Linked DNA regions of Homo sapiens: region 1 is linked to region 2. A link is an interaction called in ENCODE POLR2A ChIA-PET data of the cell type or tissue named here. Cell type or tissue: Caco-2. All regions are shown on one strand. Links, peaks and the distances in the headings refer to the core of each region. The heading gives the core; the rest is flanking DNA. Region 1 has its middle 19 kb from the start of RAP1GAP2. Region 2 overlaps SGSM2 (small G protein signaling modulator 2).

What was found. ChIA-PET counts read pairs that join two places held together with the same protein. Peaks named below come from ENCODE experiments on the same cell type or tissue, not always from the same donor. Only the 100,000 strongest peaks of a DNase experiment are listed, where the experiment ranks them.
Region 1: POLR2A ChIA-PET joins it to region 2 with 6 read pairs; 3 of 35 experiments call an interaction of 5 or more read pairs at or near these places.

What each region holds. Positions count from the first base shown.
Region 1 is chr17:2,773,449-2,780,922 of GRCh38, reverse strand. It overlaps a transcript of RAP1GAP2 not described here. Among named protein-coding and RNA genes, the nearest start is that of RAP1GAP2, 19 kb to the left of the region's middle. In Caco-2, for the core only: no CTCF peak of the experiment used is centred there; DNase peaks (open chromatin) are centred at 3,822 and 3,992; H3K4me3 peaks cover 1,867 bases.
Region 2 is chr17:2,343,240-2,350,713 of GRCh38, reverse strand. It overlaps SGSM2 (small G protein signaling modulator 2), which reads right to left. Exons shown (of 24, transcript NM_014853.3): 2 at 7,094-7,169. Among named protein-coding and RNA genes, the nearest start is that of SGSM2, 9.5 kb to the right of the region's middle. RefSeq lists an enhancer at 2,071-3,008. In Caco-2, for the core only: no CTCF peak of the experiment used is centred there; DNase peaks (open chromatin) are centred at 2,783 and 4,099.

The sequences.
Region 1 (7,474 bases), core at 2,594-5,093, 430 kb before region 2:
CAGGCTGAGATCAGACATGAGGCAGAACTTCCTACTGGACAGGCACCAAAGCACTGAGAGAGGTGTGGACAAGAAGAGTATCATCCATGAGATGCCCGCTTTAAAAGGGGAGCAGATGAATAGGCTAGTATCATTGCTTTATTTTTCATTAAACTTATTAAAAACAAATTGCAGAGATCGGAGTAGACTTTAAATGGCTGTAATGAAGACGGCGGCTGCTGGGTCTCCCAGCATAGGCTGGGTGTGACCCTGCCTGCAGGCAGAGGGATGAACGCAGTGACCTTTGTAAGGCCAGCCTGAGCTGGCCATGTGTGAGCAAAGAGGCAGCTGGACACCTTCCCCACTCTGTGACCTCTCCTGGGGGGGGTGCACATTGCTCAGAGATGGGAGAGGGTAGGCAGACAAGGCCCACCATGCCACCATGGCAACAGGCCTTGGCAAAGGCACCTGTGGACCTTCTCCAATCGCCGCTCATAACAGGAACTGTTTGCAAACAACTCCTCCCCTGTCAAACGGGGCGGTGGCCTGGGAGGGGCAGGTGGACACCGTGGAAAAAAGGATGAAGAGACTTTTGCCAGAGGCGGCGGCTCCCGCCTGTCACCCCAGCACTTTGGGAGGCCAGGGCGGGCGGATCACCTGAGGTCAGGAGTTCGAGACCAGCCTGACCAACATGGAGAAACCCTGTCCCTACTGAAAATACAAAAATTAGTAGGACGTGGTGGCGCACGCCTGTAATCCCAGCAACTCGGGAGGCTGAGACAGGAGAATCACTTGAACCCAGGAGGCGGAGGTTGCGGTGAGCCGAGATCGCGCCACTGCACTCCAGCCTGGACAACAAGAGCGAAACTCCATCTCAAAAAAAAGGAACGAGGAGGCTTGTGGATGCTGTACCACGAACTACGAACACTGCCCCAGTTTACGCCCTAGGAAGGCCCAGCTAGACCTCACCCAATGCCCTCCCTTCCTTCCTGCCACCTCATCCCCCTCCCATTTGGTTACCACCACCCCAGACGCTGTGAATCCCCATACGCCAAGGCTGCCCAACCCACTCCCTGTCCCTGTCTCTTCCATGCTTCTTGGCCACCTTCTGCCAACCCGCTCACCTTCCTTTCCTGCCCCCCCCCAGCCCCCTGCCTTGTCCTCCCCCACTGACTATGGCCCAGACCCATGCCCATGACCGTATGCCAGCTCCCAATGCCAGAAATGCCAGCATCCACCCTCCCTCCACTCCTCCTTCAAGCACCTGCTTCTGAGCTGTCCTCTCCCCTCGCCCTCCTCTGCCCAGTGCTGGCCTCTGTGTCCTCCTGAGGCAGAGCCCAGGAAGAGGTATATCTGAGCGGCCAGCCCAGGAGCAGGACATCGCTGACTCCAATTCATAGGCTGTGAAATGGAAGCATTCAGGAGGTCTGGGAAACTGGGCCACAGCCCTAGAGGAACTGACCAGGTCAGCAGTCTGGCCCCTGAGCCCCAGGTCCTATGACCGGGAGGGGTCTTTAGAGGTCCTCTTATGCGGACCCACCTCCACTTGAGTGAATGACTATCTGAGCCACCCTGGGCATGTGGTCTTCCTGGCCACACAGAAATACCCCGGGTGAAGCCCTTGCTATGGGGCCATCACCATGTTCAAAAATTCAATAAATGCCTTATTAACACTTAAAACACCCAGCTAAGGAAACCGAGGCTCAGAGAAGTCAGGTAATTTGGCCAAGGTCACGCAGTGTTAGGCACCTCAGTGTGCTGCTTCCAGCCCTCTTGGCCCCACCTCTCACTCCAAACACTTCTGCAATGACCAGGTCCCCACAGGCTCCAAGCAGCATCTTACAGGTGCAATGGGACAGTGCTTCATGTCAGGCCACGCTGGGCCTTCTTGGAAGCTGCCGTGTGGAGTACCCACAGGGAACCACTTGAGCCCCACACATGTGCAATCTGGAAGTCCACACGGGAGCGAATGTCCACAGAGCCACCCTTGTCTGGCAGGGGATGGGGCTAATGGGTAAGTGCTTCCCTGTTTCTCTCCCCAACAGAGCAGTTCTGTCTGTAAGGCTCCTCAGAACACCGCCCAGGAGAGTGGTGGGAATAATCAAATTGTTGCTTCCCCTCCCTCTCCTTCAAACCCCATGTCCTCGCCCTTGTTTCCTGAGATTGCTTCCCAAATAAGCCACAGCCTGCAAGCCTTTCTCTCGGGCTCCCATTGAGGGGAATGCAGGTGCGGCCACAGCAGTAGGTGATGGAGCTGGGACTTACGCCCAGGTCTGAGTGACAGCAGGGCCTTCATGCTTAGCCACTATGTGACCCTGCCACCACCCCCATCCATGCCAGGGTCCCTTTCCCTCAAGGCTCAAGTCATTCTGAGCCATGGTGGCTCAGCCAGAGTTGATCAGACAGGGTCATGGGAAAGAGGGTGAGGAGAGCTGCAAGCGTGCCTCCAGCAGCAGGGTCCTCTTCTCTGGAGCTGAGGCCACCTCCCACCAAATTGCCTCAACATGCTGAGCTGAGCAGTCCCACTTAGACCAGCCCCGACCCTACCCAAGCTTAGCATCTGTCTCTGCCCAGTAACATCAAACACAGGAACCAAGAGAGGCTGCTGTAGCACTTCAGCTCCCGCCCCCGCATCCCACCCAGCTACCAGGCCCCCCAGCCCCATCCCTCTCCAACTACTTGATATCTGGGAAGAAGGAGGGACCAGAGGCAGCTTCTTGAAGCCTGAGCAGCCAAATCCAACAGATGCCCACCCCACCCCACCCCAGGACTCAGAAAACCCAGCACCACAGCTTGGAGCTGAGGGCAGAGCCTCCCCCAACTCCTGCCCAAGTCGAGAAGATGTGCTGGGACTTTCGCCTGAAAAATCGCTGCCCAAGACCTCACAGACCCTGAGTCACTCCCCGCCTCCCAGCCTCCCAGCCTCCCCGCCTCCCAGCCTCCCAGCCTCCCCGCCTCCCAGCCTCCCAGCCTCCCCGCCTCCCAGCCTCCCAGCCTCCTGGCAGCTGTGCAAGCTGTTTACTCCCCACCCTGCAACAGGAAGAAGGGGGAGGGCAAAGCGCCATGGGAAACTGAGGCGTATAGGGCTTGAGGGATGGCCCCAGGGTCACAACGCAGGCAAAGAACCCAAGAGCCCTGGCACCTGGCTCAGGACAACTCTCTCATTCCCCATGGAGGCTTCTCTGATGACAGCCCCTCAACAGGGCACATCCCAGCAAACCCCACTGGCATACAAGTGCCCTTCAGGTTTGTTAACAAGCATGTAGGGGGAGCTATAGAAAACAAATGAGAGGAAGCAAGGGTATCCCTCAGCCAGCTCCCAGGTCCAGACACACAGCACCTGGTGCTGGCAAAGCCAGAGGACAGTCTACACGGACCCCTGAGGTCTCCTGAACACACGCCTGCCCTGGACCCCCCACTCAGGGCCGGCACCCCCACACCCATCCAGGCCTCTGGAAATGAGGATCAGGCTGAAATCGGGCCCCGCTCCCAAAGATCCCTCAAGGCCTCTCAGCCGGCAGCCCACCTCCCTAGCTCCTCTTCCTGCAATAGGCACAGGCTGGAGCGAGGATGGGATGGGGGGTTTCAGGAAGCCCAGCCTAGCTCCAGGGTCCTCCTGGGGTTCCTGGCTGTTTTCCTTCTACCACCACCTGTAAACACCCTACCTCTGACCTCCATCCCGGTCAGCTTCTCTCGCCAGATCCTGACAGGGGCTGCACACCTCACGCACGCACACACACCCTATAGGTGGACGTGTGTGCAGCGCCCCGCCCGCGGGGGTTTCTGAGGACGGTCACCCCACCTCCCCAGCACAGCCTGTGACGCCGGATGGCTCCTCCGGAACGCAGTACCGGCTCGCGCCGTCCATACGTGCCGATGTCTGTCTGCAAACACACGCGTTCACACTCCACACACGCTCCGATTCCCCGTCAGTCACACCAGGACTCACGTCCCGATCCAGGCTGGCTGCGGAATCCCAGCCCCGGGGCCACTGACCTTCTGCGCCGCCTGGCGCGCGGCTGCCTCTGGACCCGGAGCGAAGGGCACCTCAGTCCCCGCGGTCGCCCCCTCCCTCGGCCCAGCCCCCTCCTCCTCCTCCTCCTCCTCCTCCTCCTCCTCCGGGGCGGCGGGGTCCCTCGCAGCAGTCCTGCCGCGCACGCGCGCACCCCGGCCGGCCCCAGCGCACAAAGCCGCGCCCTCCGCAGCCGCCACCGCCCGCACACCTGGCGCCCCTCGCCGCCGCCGCCGCGCACGCGCAGCCGGAGCCCGCGCCGATCCAGGGTCCGGGGTCCTCGTGCTCCCGCCCTCGCCGCGCCTCCGCCACCCGGGGCGCGCCCTGGTCCCTGTGCCGCTGCCTGCGGATCGCCTGGCGCAGCCGCGGAGAGGGGGCGGAGGGGCGGGCACCGGGAGGCGGTGGCAGGGGGTACAGCGGGTCCTGAGCTCCCTGGGGGCTGCCCAAGGCGGCTCCTCCGGAACAAAGGCGCGGGGCGGGGCAGGTGCACCCAGAGGACCCGGGGAGAGAAGGAGCAGCCTGCCCGCCAGGGGTTCCTGGAAGATGCAATGGGGGCAATGGGGGCAATGGGGAACCGAGGTGCGGTGAGGCCTGGGGGCTCCTGATCTACTGAGGAAGATACTCTGGGGCTCCCTCTAGCTCTGCGTTGCGCGGGACCCGGGACGGGGTACAGAACGCTATGCTGCGAGTCTCCAGGGCTGCTCAGACCCCTGAAACTCCCCGCTGCCTGGGATCTGGAGGCTGGACTTTTATGAGACAGAGTCTTGCTCTGTCCCCCAGGCTGGAGTGCAGTGGCGCGATCTCGGCTCACTGCAACCTCCGCCTCCCGGGTTCAAGCGATTCTTGTGCCTCAGCCTGCCGAGTAGCTGGGATTACAGGCACCCGCCACCATACCCGGCTACTTTTTGTATTTTTAGTAGAGACGGGGTTTCGCCATGTTGGCCAGGCTGGTCTCAAACTCCTGGCCTTAGGTGATCCACCCGCCTCGGCCTCCCAAAGTGCTGAGATGACAGGCATGAGCCACCGCGCTCGGCCTGGAACTTTCATTCATGCACTCCATAGACATCCCCCCAGCTTCCGCCAAACCAAGGATGCTCCTGAACGTGAAGGCGTAGAAGGAACGAAGGGTCCTCTAGCCAACCTTTGGGATGCTTGAGTCTCATCCTCAGTAACCTCCGTGGACAGCGGCCTTTGACTATGGCTTAGTGATGGGAAGTTCTCTCCCTCGGGGCAGCCCACTCCATCCTCAGGCAGCTCTAAGTGCTAGAAAGCCGTTCCTTTAATTGCACAGAAGTTTTCGCTTCTGTCTGTGGGTCATGGCCTCCTGACCCTGTGGATCATGACTCTGCTCTAGCTACAATGGCCTTCTGCTTCTAGAACAGCCTTGCACTTGCTGCTCCCCCTGCAGAAGGACTCTTCCACCCCATGCCCCGTGCCCCCTCCCCACCACCCACTTAACACCTCTCACCAGCAGCTTCTTTATGTGGTCGCCCCTGTGCCCTTCAGGACTCAGCTCACATGTCACTTTCTTGGAGAGGACTTCCACCTCTTCCAGAGTCCCCACACACCCACTGGCTGCTCATGATCTCGATGCCCTGTGTGAGTTTCTTCAGCACGCTGGTCATATTGGGAAATTCTCTTGTCTCTGCGTTTACATGTTTATCGTCTGTCTCTCCCACTAGAATGTGTGGCCCATGGAGGCAGTACCCTGGTCTTCCTTGAGGGCCTGACCCAGAGCAGGATCACAATGGATAGTTGTGGGAGAAAGAAAGGATAGCAGGGAGGCTGGGCAGGGTGGCTGGCCGGGCGCGGTGCCTCACACCTGTAATCCTAGCGCTTTGGGAGGCTGAGGCGGGTGGATCATTTAAGGTCAGGAGTTCAAGGCCAACCTGGTCAACATGGTGAAACCACTGTCTCTACTAAAAATACAAAAAAAAAAAAAATTTAGCAGGGCATATTGGCGCATGCCTGTAATCCCAGCTACTCAGGAGGCTGAAGCAGGAGAATTGCTTGAATCTGGGAGGCGGAGGTTGCAGTGAGCTGAGATCGCATCACTGCACTCCAGCCTGGGCAACAGACCAAAACTCCATCTTGGGGAAAAAAAAAAAAAAAAAAGGATAGCAGGGAGGCCAGGTATGGTGGCTGGCTGGGCGTGGTGGCTGGCTGGGCATGGTAGCTCACACCTATAATCCCAGCACTTTGGGAGGCCAAGGTGGGTGGATCACCTGAGGTCAGGAATTCGAGACCAGCCTGCCAACATGGTGACCCCTATCTCTACTAAAAATACAAAAATTAGCCAGGCATGGTGGGGGAGTGCCTGTCGTCCCAGCTACTCAGGAGGCTGAGACAGAAGAATCGCTTGAACCGGGAGTCGGACATTGCAGATCGCACTACTGCACTCCAGCCTGGGTGACAGAGCGAGACTCCATCTCAAAAAAAAAAAAAAAAAAACGATAGCAGGGGTGACCAGCCCATAGTCCCATAGTCCTATCAGCAGCCCGTTCCATCACCCAGAAATACAACTGCTCAGCTGTTCAAGGGGGACACCTGGCACAATGTCTGGCAGAGGAACGGCATTCAATCCATGCCCACCAAATAAATGAACAAGCAAAGGAACATTCCTCATAGAGCCTTGGCCTCAGAACAGCAGGACCTTCTCTTCCCTCACTCTGGACTCTGCCCTGAGCTCTTGCAGCCTCAAAATGTAAGCGTTTTCTTTGGTAGACACCTAACACATGGGGCCATACCCAAGCTTCTACTCCATGGGAACCCTTCAGACAATTCTGATTCCTTCACCCTGCTGCCCAGGTGCAAACAGGATTAGAAACCAAAATACATTTATCCTTTACCCCTGTTAAATTGTGTCTACTACCTGGCCAGGCACGATGGCTCATGCCTGTAATCCCAGCACTTTGGGAGGCCGAGGCAGGCAGATCACCTGAGGGCAGGAGTTTGAGACCAGCCTGGCCAACATGGTGAAACCCCTTCTCTACTAAAAATACAAAACTTAGTTGGGCATCGTGGCGGGCACCTGTAATCCCAGCTACTCGGGAGGCTGAGGCAGGAGAATTGCTTAAACCCGGGAGGCGGAGGTTGCAGTGAGCTGAGATGGCACCATTGCACTCCAGCCTGGGCGACAAGAGTGAAACTGTCTCAAAAAAGAATAAATAAATAAATAAATAAATAAATAAATAAATAAATAAATAGTGTCTACTGTGAGCATCCTTGCTAAAATGAACGAATGAATGAATGAATAGTATCTACTGGACTTGGACCTGGAATTCAGCTTCCAGGGCACTTTGGGTCCCAATTCTGCCATCTTGCTTGCTGGAATGGTACCCAGGTTCCTGCCATCAGCAATGTCGCCAGCACACTGGTCACACCTTCCCTCATCAAACCACCTTTAAACACACTGAATAGAACTCAGCTGATGGCAGTCCACTCACCAACCTCCTTAGCTGTCCCATCCCCCTGCCCATGTGG
Region 2 (7,474 bases), core at 1,710-4,209:
GTTGGACTTGTCTCTGAGGTCACCTTCCACCGGCACGCTGGAGGCTGGAGTGCTGCCCCTGCACCATTTCTTATGTCTTGTTTTTTTGTTTTTTTTGAGACAGAGTCTCACTCTGTCGCCCAGGCTGGAGTACAGTGGTGCAGTGGTACGGTCTCGGCTCACTGCAACCTCCACCACCTGGGTTCAAGCGATTCTCCTGCCTCAGCCTCCCCAGCAGTTGGAATTATAGACGTGCGCCACCACACCCGGCACATTTTTGTATTTTTTGTAGAGACAGGGTTTCACTATATTGGCCAGGCTGGTCTAGAACTCCTGACCTCAGGTGATCCACCTGCCTTGGCCTCTCAAAGTGCTGCGATTACAGGTGTGAGCCACCGCACCCCACCTCCCTTGCACCTTTTCAAAGACGCTCCTCCAGCAAACTTCTCTTCTCTTTTTTATGCCTGCAATTTTTCCCTATTAGATACTTCCCATGTGAATATAAACATTCTAGGCCAAATGCAGTGGCTCACACCTGTAATCCCAGCACTTTGGGAGACCGAGGCAGGTGGATCACCTGAGGTCAGGAGTTTGAGACCAGTCTGGGCATCATGGTGAAATCCCATCTCTACTAAAATACAAAAATTAGGCCAGGCGTGGTGGCTTACGCCTGTAATCCCAGCACTTTGGGAGGCCGAGGTGGGCGGATCACGAGGTCAGGAGATTGAGACCATCCTGGCTAACACGGTGAAACCCCATGTCTACTAAAAATACAAAAAATTAGCCGAGCGTGGTGGTGGGCGCCTGTAGTCCCAGCTACTTGGGAGGCTGAGGCAGGAGAATGGTGTGAACCCGGGAGGCGGAGCTTGCAGTGAGCCAAGACCGCTCCATTGCACTCCAGCCTGGGCGACAGAGGGAGACTCCATCTCAAAAAAAAAAAACAAAACATTTCACTAGGGAAAATTCCAACCATATACAGAAGGAAAAGGGGACAGTATAACAGCTGCCCATGTACTCATTACCCAGCTTCAACAATGATCAAGTCACGACCATCTTGCTTCAGCTCCTCCGCCTGCAACCATTGTTTCCTACCACTGGATTATTCTGAAGCAAATTTTAGACATCATATATATTTATCTCTGAAAGAGGACTCTTAAAAACATGCACTTATACCTCTATTACACTGACAAAATTGGTAACAATTCCTTTATATTATCAAATTTCCTTATTGAGTTCCTGATGTTCAAATTTCTGATTCTCCAGATGCTCCAAACTTCCAGAAACACAGATTCCCAGATGGAATCCTGGGGAAGGCTCGAGGAGGCTTTATAGGAAAGGTTGTAAGGTCACTTTTTTTTTTTAGACCAAGTCTCGCTCTGTCGCCCAGGCTGGAGTGCAGCAGCACAATCTCGCTCACTGAAACCTCCATCTCTCAGGTTCAAGTGATTCTCCTGCCTCAGCCTCCCAAAGAGCTGGGATTACAGGCGTGCACCATGATGCCCAGCTAATTTTTGTATTTTTAGTACAGATGGGGCTTCGCCATTTTGGCCAGGCTGGTCTCGAACTCCTGACCTCAGGTGATCCACCCAGCTGAGCCTCCCAAAGTGCTGGGATTGCAGGCGTGAGCCACTGTGCCCGGCCTATGCTCCCTTTCAAAAACAAAGCAGATGTGGGGTGGGGTGGTGGCTCATGCCTGTAATCCCAGCACTTTGGGAGGCCGAGGCGGGTAGATCACTTGAGGTCAGGAGTTTGAGACCAGCCTGGGCAACATGGCGAAACCCCGTCTCTACAAAAATACAAAAAAGTAGCCGAGTGTGGTGGCGCGTAGACCTGTAGACCCAGCTACTCAGGAGGCTGAAGTGAGAGGATCGCCTGAACCCAGAAGGTCGAGGCTGAGTGAGCTATGATCACACCACTGCACTCCAGCGGGGAGACAGAGTGAGACTCCATCTCAAACAAAACGAAACAAAACAAAATAAAAACCAAAGTAGAATGCGATTGAGCACCTTCTGCATACTCAGATCCATGCTGTGTGTGTTGCCTGCATTGCTCTTCTGTTCCTTACATCTGCCTTCTGGGGTAGGCTCAGAGATGAGTAAGCACGGCTACACACTTCGTGGCACAGCCAGGATGTGAACCCAGGTCTGTGTGACCCCAAAGTCCCAGCTATGAACATCCCCATATGCCCTCCGCAATGCCCCAAGATAGAGTGAGGGGAGTCAGCTCCTTCAGAGCTCCCTCCTTCCTCTTAGATCATTTCTAGATGGAAGGCACGAGTTAGATAGCAAGAGAATGAGCTATTCATTCCCTGTGGGTGGGAAGGAGGAGGAACCCGCTCCTCCTTTTTGTGGCGATGGGGTCTTTTTTGCTCAGGCTGGTCTCGAACTCCTGCAAGGGATCCTCCCACCTCAGCCTCCAGGAATCCCTTTTACTGAAAAGAGACAGGCTGAAGACTGCCTGGAGTCCAAATCTCAGAATGTGCTGAAATATCGCTGGCTGCAATATCCCAGGGGAGAGGCAAGCCTTCCCTAGCACCGGCTTCTCTCCCAGCTTATTAGCATCTCCTTGCCATTCCCTGAAGGAGCTCACTGCAGGGCAGACCTTCCTGGCTAATGAAAGCTGCCTAGCAACAGGGAGCTGGTTAATAAAGCCTGATGTTATTCCCGGCTCCACAGATTCCACCCTTCTCGAATTACAGCTCATCCTCAGTCTGAAGCAACCCTCATGTTGACCCACTTGCACACAGCAGGGCAGGGAATCTGGTGACTGAGGAGGCAGGCTGGTGTCTGCCCCAATCCCTGGGGGGTGGGGAGGCTGAGGTCCTGGGAGATATGATTGGCCTGAGAACCTGCTCTGCCTGGCCAGAAGCCTCTCTGTGAGCCTCTGAAACCTGCTCTACCAGCCAAAGGTTAAAATGCAAACTCAGTGCCCAATCGGAATAGGGTAAATAAAACACTATGGACCTCGGGCGGTGGTATGCACCTGTAATCCCAGTTACTTGGGATGCCAAGGCAGGAGCATACCTGGAGCCCACGAGTTTGAGACCAATCTTGGCAACATAGCAAGACCTCATCTGGAAAAAAAAAAAAAGAAAAAACAAAAGCACCTTCCCCTCCAGGGGAGGGGGCGACAGGAGATACCAGCCTATACTTTAATTCAACAGTAAGTCTTTATATTAAAATGAAAAAAAATCCAAAAACCATATGATAGAGAAAAATGTAAACTTGATGTGATGTTTTAAGATAAAAAGGATAAAAGGATATATCAAAGACCTCTCCCCAACAGTGGTAGTTTTTGGATTTTGTTTAAAAAAAAAAAAAAAAAATGAGGCCGGGTGTGATGGTTCACACCTGTAATCCCAGCACTTTGGGAGGCCAAGGTGGGCAGATCACCTGAGGTCAGGAGTTCGAGACCAGCCTGGCCAACATGGTGAAACCCCTGTCTCTACTAAAAATACAAAAATTAGCTAGGTGTGGTGGCAGGCACCTGTAATCCCAGCTACTCAGGAGGCTGAGGCAGGAGAATTGCTTGAACCTGAGAGGCGGAGGTTGCAGTGAGCTGAGATAGCACCACAGAACTCCAGCCTGGGCAGCAGAGTGAGACTCCGTCTCTAAATAAATAAATAAATAAACAAACAAACGAGACAGGGTCTCTCTCTCTCTCTGTTGCCCAAGCTGGAGGGCAGTGGTGCAATCATAGCTCACTGCAGCCTCAACCTCCCGGGCTCAAGTGATCCTCCTACCTCAGCCTCTGGAGTAGCTGGGACTACAGGCGTGCACCACCATGCCCAGCGAGTTATTTATTTTTTTGTAGAGACTGCATCCTGTAATATTGCCCAGGCTGGTCTCAAGCTTCTGGTCTCAAGGGATCCTCCCGCCTCAGCCTCCCAGAGCACTGGGATTGCAGGTGTGAGTCACCATGCCTGGCCCCATAGTGGTAGTTTTGAGTCCATTCTCCTAGCGCCACCCTCCACTGGCACGGAGGTGGCAGTTACATAGGTTCTGATCCTCGGGCCTGGGAACAGCACACAGAGAACCCCACCCACCCCCCTGCTGCCGCCAGACTGGTTTGCCAGCGAAAACTTCCACACAAGGAAAGTTTCTACTCGCAGGGGCCTACTGCATGTCCAGCTTCTGGACAGACAGGTTTAGGAACAACCACAGCAAACACTCAACAAAGCAATTTTCTAGCCAGTCCTAGGAGTCTTGCCCCTCCCGTTGGGTAACAGGAATGGGGATCTGGCTGCAAACTTTCCTGGGTTTGCCCATGGTCAGGTCTTGACACAGTGATTCTTCAGGAAGGCTCTCCAGGAAGGCTCTGTGTTTTCTGTTTAAATGTCTGCATTCTAAGAAGCTCAGAGAAGCTTGTATTGCCTAGGCCTGGCTCTCCTCAGTCACCCCCAACCCTCCTCTGCCAAGAACCATGGGTCGGTGTGGAGTTGAGGGGCCCAGTACACAAGGGTCCCTTGAAACTAGGGACCGTGGTGTCGCTAGGCTGGTAATCCAGTCTCCACAGACTTCACTCTGCTCTTGACCTCTCAGCACGTTCTCTATACTCCCATTTCTCCCACAACAAAGCTGAATTCGGACGTGGCTAGGACAGTAGCAAGGCACAGTTTAAGTCTGGATCAACTTCAGACTAAAAATGCATTTCAGAGCATTTTTCCAGGGACTGAGGGAGACTGGCACATCAGAATCTCCAAAAAGGCAGAGAGGGGTGGTGTTTTTGATCCATACCTTGCTAGTCTTCCCTCCCCGTCCCCCGCAAGAGTCTCTCGTGATTCCACCATGCAATGCAAGGAAGCTGCTTTGCAGGCAGAGGAAAAAGGTTGATAATCAATGCTTTCAACGAGCCTCAGTTTCAGCCCAAATTGGGATTTAGCTCACCACTGAGCACCAATTTTGACAAAGCATAAGGATTTCTCTGTCTGTAGGCCCTGAGATACCCTGGCCTGACTTAGCCCGATACTGTTGGAACCTCTCCTGCTCCTGTTCTCCGTGACTGTACCGAACCCAAAACAGAGGCTGCACACTGGCAGAGGCTGGCAGATGTCTTTTGTGTGGCCCACACAATTTTTTTTTAAATGGGAATTAGCTGTCAGTATTTAAAAAGTAGGAATTTTTTTTTTTTTTTTTTTTTGAGACAGAGTCTCGCTCTGTCACCCAGGCTGGAGTGCAGTGGCGCGATCTTGGCTCACTGCAAGCTCCGCCTCCCGGGTTCACGCCATTCTCCTGCCTCAGCCTCCTGAGTAGCTGGGACTACAGGCGCCCGCCACCACGCCTGGCTAATTTTTTGTATTTTTAGTAGAGACGGGGTTTCACCGTGTTAGCCAGGATGGTCTCGATCTCCTGACCTCGTGATCCGCCCACCTCCACCTCCCAAAGTGCTGGGATTACAGGCGCCCGCCACCACGCCCTGCTAATTTTTGTATTTTTAGTAGAGACGGGGTTTCACCAAGTTGGCCAGGCTGGTCTCGAACTCCTGACCTCAGGTGATCCACCTGCCTCACCTCCCAAAGTGCTGGGATTACAGGCGTGAGCCACTGTGCCCGGCCGAGAATTCTAATACTCTTCAAAGTTGCTTATCATAATACTGGCATGCCTTTTTTTTTTCCAGAGCATAGGTTCTGCTGAGAAAAACTGAGGTCAGGCTGTGTCTTGTAAACCTAGGAATCATTATTCCACCATCTCAAAGAACTGGGGAAACCTTCCCAAACGGACATGGTATGAACTCAAGTCCTACAAACCTACCTTCAGCCTCAACAGCCAAAGGAGGAGAGACGAATATTCTTTGAGTGCTTACAATGCTACGAACGAATGAACATTTACACACATCATCTCAATCCCCACGAAAGTTCCTTGAGGTGGGAATCATCAGTCTGTTTTTAGAGGAGCAAACTGAGGGTGAGAGAAGTTAAGAAACTTGTCCAAGACGACTTAAAAGGCAGGACGCCAGGATTCAAACCCCAGTCTGTCACTCAGACTCTGCTCAGAGGCTGCCTCTCCGACTGCCCTCCCACATGTTTTTTCTTCCTAGCTCTTATCACATGCCAAGTTATTGGATGACATATTTACTTGCGCATTTGTTTCCTGTCTGTCTCCCCAACAGAATGTAAGCTCCTGCGGCAGAGACTCTGTCCATCTTGTCACTGCCATTTCCTTGCACGGTGAACGGTGTCTGGCACCTGGTGAGCCCTTGGTGGGGATCTGCTGCTGGATGAGGGGAAGGGCAGCTGTATCTGCTGTGCCACACTACCGTCCAAAGCATCCCTTCCCTTATCTGTTCTTTCATTATTTTCCCTCCACAAACCCCAACACCAATCTCAGAGGCCAAGGAATACAACACAGAGAAGGTGAATGGTTCCCTGTCCCTTCAGATGGGGGGTTGAGAGGAAGCTGAAATTCCTAGAAATCCAAGAAGAGTCTGTGCGTAGGGATAGGCTTGCTCCTACAAAGCAAAAGTCTTCAGGCTGAGGAGGCGGAAATGGTTTATAAGCGACTCTCTCCTTTCTGGGGCTGGAAGGCTTGGCCACACTGAGAAGGAGGTGATGAGAGAGTCCCTTCTGAGGCTGGAAGCCTTAGCCACCTCTCCTAGCCCACGCTCAGGCTCCTTTGCATCCAGTCAAGGGCTTGGGGTTAGGATCATGGAGCAACACGGGTGGGAAACAAAGGGAAAGTGGCACAGAGCATCCGAAAAGCACAAACCCCTCCCTGAAGTCAAAATCAAAATCAGTCAGAGCACTGGTTCCTGAACTCAAATGACCTAGGGCAGCGGCTCTCAAAGTGGGGTCCCCAGACCTACTAGAATCAGAAACTCCAGGGTTGGGACCCAGAAATCTGTGTTCTACCAAGCCCTTCAGGTGACTCTGATACATGCTAAAATGTGAGAATTACTATCCTGGGGAACAAAAAATACGCAGATTCTTGACCCCTGAAGAACCTGATTTAGTAGGTCTGCAAATGGGGCCAAAGAGGATTTCAAAAGCTTCCAGGTTGATTTGGACTTGCAGCCAGATTTGAGAGCTACTGCACCTGAGGACTCATCTTTTCCTGGCCCCAGGCCAGTGTCCTCGGCTCTAGACCGACCTCCCATCATCCTTCAGTCACTCACTCACCACATAAAGCAATGATGTGGCTGCTGTCTTCATGCACAAACTTCCTGGTGACAGCCTCCTCCATGATTTGCTTCACCTGCGGACACATGGACAGCATCACTGCTTTTATTATTTTCCCTTATCAAAGACCTCTGGGCAAATAAATAGTTTGGTTCCGCCCTTCTGGTCTGAAGGGCACTTTCAGACACTTGCAGAGATGACAGGGATGAAAGGTGTGGGGAAGCAAAGTTTCTTCAGCACAGTCTGATTCCAGTCTTTTGGAGGGGAAACCAGGGAAAGAGATGCCAAAAACCCATCAAACAATCAGTGCATGTTCCAGCCCAGGTGGAAGTGCCCTGCCTTGGAGAACAGGAATAGGATGCTGTTTGCTCATCTGTTCTC